2 separate regions of the Homo sapiens genome follow, and region 1 is linked to region 2. The links are chromatin contacts, found by Hi-C or POLR2A ChIA-PET in ENCODE. All regions are on one chromosome and are shown on one strand. The core of a region is the stretch at or near the end of the contact, and the rest is flanking DNA. Distances in the headings are between cores, read along the strand shown.

Region 1 (2,700 bases), core at 181-2,680, 460 kb before region 2:
ACTGGATAATTCTTTTATAGGATCTCTGATAAAGATAAACATGTAAATAACTGCAGAAATAATGCTTTATTTAAGCACATTACCTATGATTCATGGTAGGGGGAAAATAGAGACCACAGAAACTCCTGAAGTCTTATCAGGGTTTCTTTGCAAACTATTATATGGATGCCCATCTGTTGTTTTTTCTTGAAATTTAGTGTTCAGGTTGATGGATACTGAATGTATAGGATTCTGAAGGTTGGAGTTTATTTAAAACAGAACTTTCCTTTTGTTTTACTACGAGTTATGAAATGCAGTTTTAATTTGTTGCAATAAATATAGAAACTGAGATGAGTAGGAATTTATACTAACTTTTCTCACTGTTATGGTACATACTCTATATCATGAACCTTGAAATTCAAATTGATCCCTACACTATCTTGCAAATATTACAAATGAAGAATTACAAAAGTTGTGGTATTTTAGCTTATCAAAATGCACCCGAAACATAAAATATTTTTCTTTAAGTTCTTAAATCAGAAGAATAGGAAAGAGTTGAAAATAAATGTGATACATTTTATCATTATATTAGTATTTTGTTGAAATTAATACCTTGAATCATGCTATGGATAAACATTTAGCCTAGAACTCTAAAAGTAGTATAATGTGAATCAGATTTAAAGAATTGAGAAGGCTGGCAATTCAAAAATAGAGGAAGAAAACACTCTTTGGGGTTATGAAAAAAAGGATCCTCTTAGTATTAAGATTTCTTAAAAAGCTATACACAGTTTTAAGATAGATTGTTCTTGAAGATAATGGGGCAAATAATTACCTGCTAAACAAATTATGAGTCCTGTGATTCTTTTTTTGGTTGAAATAATTTCAAGAACTCCAGCATATGTTGCAGTTTTGGCTAGAAAGGTGATTGTGACATACATCCATTCATCCATTCTCCCTCTCTCCTTCCCTCCTTCCCTCCCTTCCTTCTTTCCACTTTCAATACATAGGGCTGGGGTAGCAAAAAAAAATAATAATAGTAAACAGTTTTGTAAAACTTGATAATAGAATTATCTGACAGGGTTAATAGTTGTGTTTGAAATTCAGAGCTAGTATGGTTCACTCTCCCCAGAAAATAAAATTTTAATTTCTTACACCTCAGGGAATAAAAACTCTAAATTAAAACCCATCTTGCCTCTTTAACTTTGTGTCACTTAGCAAAAATATCTTTAAGGATGGAAAGAAGAGACCCCATGTGTCTTAAATTCCAAGTCACTGTGTGACTAAGCTCGGAGTTCCAATAAATATTAAACTAGAATTCTGCTGGGAATTTGAGTCATCCGCTTAAGCTACTCCTGGGACCAAGACAACTCTGGTTGACCTGATGTTGATGTTTATTCAGAGCTTTGGTGGAAAGGAGCCTCTCACCCTTGGACTTCTAATTAACAAAGTCATTCCTTAGTCACTTGTTAAGTGATAGAGCTACTCCTTGTTTTCAGGCCTGTAATTTGCTAAAGGATTGAGCACAACAGAGAAACTAAGGAGTTTGGAGCTTCTGCTGTTTAGAGTCTGCTTTCATTATTTTACTTTTACTTTCTTATCTAGCTATGTGAGGGTACTATGTAAAAGTCTGGTGATTTGCTTTAGATACTTAAGAGAAAAGCTTAGCTGTAGTCACATATAGTGTCTAAGATGGCTTTCCTTATAGTTACATGTTTTTAATAGTTGAGTTTGCCTATACTCTTCATAACATGTGCACATGTTAAATATGTTACTGCTTTAAAAAAGCATTTCATTAGTAAGATGGGGAATCGTTTATGTACAATATTGAAATGAGAGTAGTAGTATAATGGTGTGTTTGGTAACTAACAGGACACAATCAAAATTTGAGAATTAGAAGTTCAGAATGAAAAAAGGACTTCTCTCTTGAGGAATCTATCTAGAAGTTGAGAGATAGCAAGTGTTTAACAGAGTGTAATGATTTCTGAGAAGCATGCTTTTAAAGATTTTTTTTAAATTCCTGAATTTATGAGTTTATATTATAATAATCTATAATAGAGCAATAGATTTATACACTGGAAAAGAAACAAATTAAGGGAAGGAGAGAATACACAATGACATGGAGGACATCAAGAAAATATGTTTGGAAACATGTGAAACTCTCCAAATGGGAAATAAATATTCTTGAGAGAAATTAATCACAGTTGCAGTTTTTCTCCTAAAGGGACTGTTTGCACAATGGGTTATGTAGGCTCAGGTTTGATTTTTGAAAAACATGTTAAAAAATAGTATTCCTGTTATTCCACGTTTATTTTTCGAGTTTAGGTTCTGCTACTAAATCAAGATGATACAGATAAAAGGAAAGCCCTTTTATCTCCCCCGGCAGCATCTGTTGAATAAGGGGGTTATATTTGATTTCTAAATTCTAAAATTCTGACTGTACAGCAGTATATGCCGTTGTTGACAGTAAACAGTAAAGATTTCAAGCCTGTGGTTTTAAAAGAAGAAGAGATGATTGGGTAGAAACTTGGAATATTAAGAAGTTGTTTAGTTACTTGGCTGTTGCCTTTTCCTGTTTTGTTGGGAGGGGGAGCAGGGAAAGGAAGAGTATTGAACTTTTTGGGGCAACCGTTTTGTGCCAGACATTGTGCTGGAAGCTTTACACACATTTTGTCTTTTAATCCTTCCAGTTCCCCTGTGACATGTAGGTATCATTTTCTCTAG
Region 2 (2,700 bases), core at 180-2,679:
TAGCTGGAGTCATACAGAGGCTCCTTCACTTACATGTCTGACAACTAGTCTAGGTTAGGCCCGGCTCAGCCGGGCAGCCAACTACAGAACATGTATGTGGCCTTTTCATGTCACTCCATCTTCTCCCAGCCTCAGGGTTGGGTTTCAAGTGTGTGCAACATTCAAGGGAGCTTCACACATCACAGGAAGAAGCATCAAGGAATGAACATCCCAAGAACCCAAGGTAGAAGCTGCAAGGTTTCTTGTTTTGTAATTGTTTTTTTGTTTTTTTGCTTTTTGAGACAAGGCCTCACTCTGTTGCCCAAGCTGATCTGAAACTCCTGGCCTCAAGCATTCCTCTGCCTCAGCGTCCCAAGCAGCTGGGATATAGGTCCTCCACTGCCCCCGGCTTATACAAGGCTTCTTTAACCTAACCTTGGAAGTCACAAAATATTACTTCCACTGCACTCTACTGTGACAAGTGAGTCACTAAGATCACCCCAGAGTCAACAGGAGAAGAATTAGACTCCATTTCTTGATGGAATGGGAAAGTCACTTTGCAAAAAAACACACGGAATGGGAGGCATGGTTGTGGCCAACTTTGGAAAATATAGCCTGCATATTGTCTAATTCAACTCCTGCCTTTGCTGCTACTTAGGACCAAATAGATTCTGTCTTTATAAAACATTTTTGGAGAGTAATATTTGGGAATCATAAATAAACAAAAACGTGTAAGACCAGACACCAAAGGTTTAAGTGTGCCTAATTTAGTCCCAGCCCTTAAAGGTCCCCCATTTTTTACAGCAGGGGCTGTAAAATGGTACCTCTATAGCTGAATTTATTCAGAAGAAAAGCTTGTTTGGGGCCATATGGCGTTTTAAAAATCAGGAAATTTTACATTAAAATCCGTATATTTGTATATCCTTGAAAAACATGAGGGAAATTTCCAATCCAGGACCCAAAGTCTCAGGTGACTTCAACTGAGAGAGCTCAGAGCCATGGCTACTCTTTAGCTGTGGAGCTGGATTTTAAGCTCACTGTAGAATTCCCATTGCCTTCTTGATCTAATTAACTTCATTTAGTTATATATTTGATTCCTGTAGATATTTATATTTACAACATTGGTCTAATGGTTTATGCCCAAATTCTTCCATCTGGTACTCAGGGCCCATTACAATTTGGCCTCAGTCACCTATCCAGCCCTACCTCCTCTTACTCTATATCCAGAATTGCCCTCTGGCCTAACCAGCCTCAATCTCTACACTTAATTAAACATGTTCCGTTTATGCTGCATAATAGGCCAGGGTTCATGGAATCACTGCTATATTTACACCTTTTCCTTTCCTTCCACTTTTTCAAACTGTATCCATTCTTCAAGCTTCCATTCTGGCCTTGTCTCTTCCACAAGTTCTCTGAGTCATAGTGGTCTCTCTCCATAGTATTGTGTGTGAATCACTCATTTTTCTGCCTTGTGTTGTTATGAAAGTGCATTGCACATATTCGTATCTTATTTTCTCAGCTTGATTCCAGATTCTAGAACACAGGAGGCCACTTTACTGTTCTTTTTCTACACCTAGAAGAATGCTTATAGAAGGAGTCATTCAAAATTCCTGTAAAAAGGTGACTAAAAGAGACAAGATGGAAAGGAATAAGAGGGGAGGCAATATTTTTTTTTCCCAGTTCAGAAACTAAAAACCAAGCTGCAAAAGCTCAGCTTCTAGCAGCCTGACCCTGTGACATAAATTCTTGATTCAAAGAACCAGATCAAAAAATCAGCTCAGTTTAAAATTTAGGTACTTTCTGGAATTCTGTTGTATGGTTACTCTCATTTTAAATATTAAGTTATTGGTGCAAATAACTTTGAGACTGAGCTGTGAATTTAACATATCTTTTAACTATAGCTATGATGGAGATCTGGAGAAAAATCTGCACCTATTTATCACTGTGCATGGAGGATAGGACTTGCCTGTCCCTGCTTCCACTGCAGAATATGAGAATGAGGAATAGTAGAAAACTGAAGCAATGGTTGCAAGTAAATAGGAGTGAAAGTGAAAGGAAACGGCCCTGGTCTGCTGACCAGGTGATGTTGGGTTGCACTCTCCTTATCTGTAAAATAAGAGGCTTGGATTAAGTGACCCATAAAGTCTTGTCCTCTTTTAACATACCATATATTTCAGACTTAAATAAATGAAGCTCCCATTTGCAGGAGCTAAAAGGGAAGTGCTGCTGCATTTGAAAAGGTTTCATTTAGCTGCAAGCAAATGGATGCTACATTGCAAAGCTTTCACTAAAGCATGCATAGAACAATTTCAACATAAATAATTCATGTTGAGAAGACCTAAGCTAATGAAGCTCAAAATGCCAGGGGTGGAAAGCTTAGTTTAATAGAAACAGGTGAGGTGATAACTGCATGGAGTCATAGCATGTTGAAGTTAGAAGTGGCTTTTGTAGCTAGTCCACAATCCTATTATTACCAAGAAAGGGAGTCACAGTGAATTTCCATCACTTCCTCAGGGACACAGATGGTCAGCGGCATCCCTATTTTGTTAAATTTCTATTTTATTTTGATCTGTTTCTTGTTAAAAAAAAAGAAAAATAGCATATATTTAACAAAAAAAAATATTTTTGACGTAGCCAATGTAATGTCTTACAGACTAAATAAAAACATGAGTGTTAAATTGCACCGAAACTTCCTAAATCCTGTAATGTCTGATATTCTGT

What was found. Hi-C counts contacts between places; a loop is a spot of excess contacts on that map. ChIA-PET counts read pairs that join two places held with the same protein, here RNA polymerase II (POLR2A). Pooled maps may share reads with other maps.
Region 1: a map with no recorded cell type shows a loop between it and region 2 (2.6-fold over the local background). The contact joins two enhancer-like sites. A Hi-C loop is called at or near these places in 2 of 37 single-sample maps with no recorded cell type and 3 of 50 pooled maps. POLR2A ChIA-PET finds 5 or more read pairs at or near these places in 1 of 52 experiments (GM12878).

What each region holds. Positions count from the first base shown.
Region 1 is chr21:15,057,790-15,060,489 of GRCh38, reverse strand. The region is part of intron 1 of NRIP1 (nuclear receptor interacting protein 1); the gene reads left to right. Among named protein-coding and RNA genes, the nearest start is that of NRIP1, 5.9 kb to the left of the region's middle. RefSeq lists an enhancer at 1,548-1,597. Within about 2 kb of position 1,430, at least 6 of the 41 ENCODE cell types and tissues checked have a DNase peak (open chromatin) inside an H3K27ac peak, as active enhancers do.
Region 2 is chr21:14,602,125-14,604,824 of GRCh38, reverse strand. It overlaps a transcript of SAMSN1 not described here. Among named protein-coding and RNA genes, the nearest start is that of SAMSN1-AS1, 21 kb to the right of the region's middle. RefSeq lists an enhancer at 2,025-2,164. Within about 2 kb of position 1,429, at least 3 of the 41 ENCODE cell types and tissues checked have a DNase peak (open chromatin) inside an H3K27ac peak, as active enhancers do.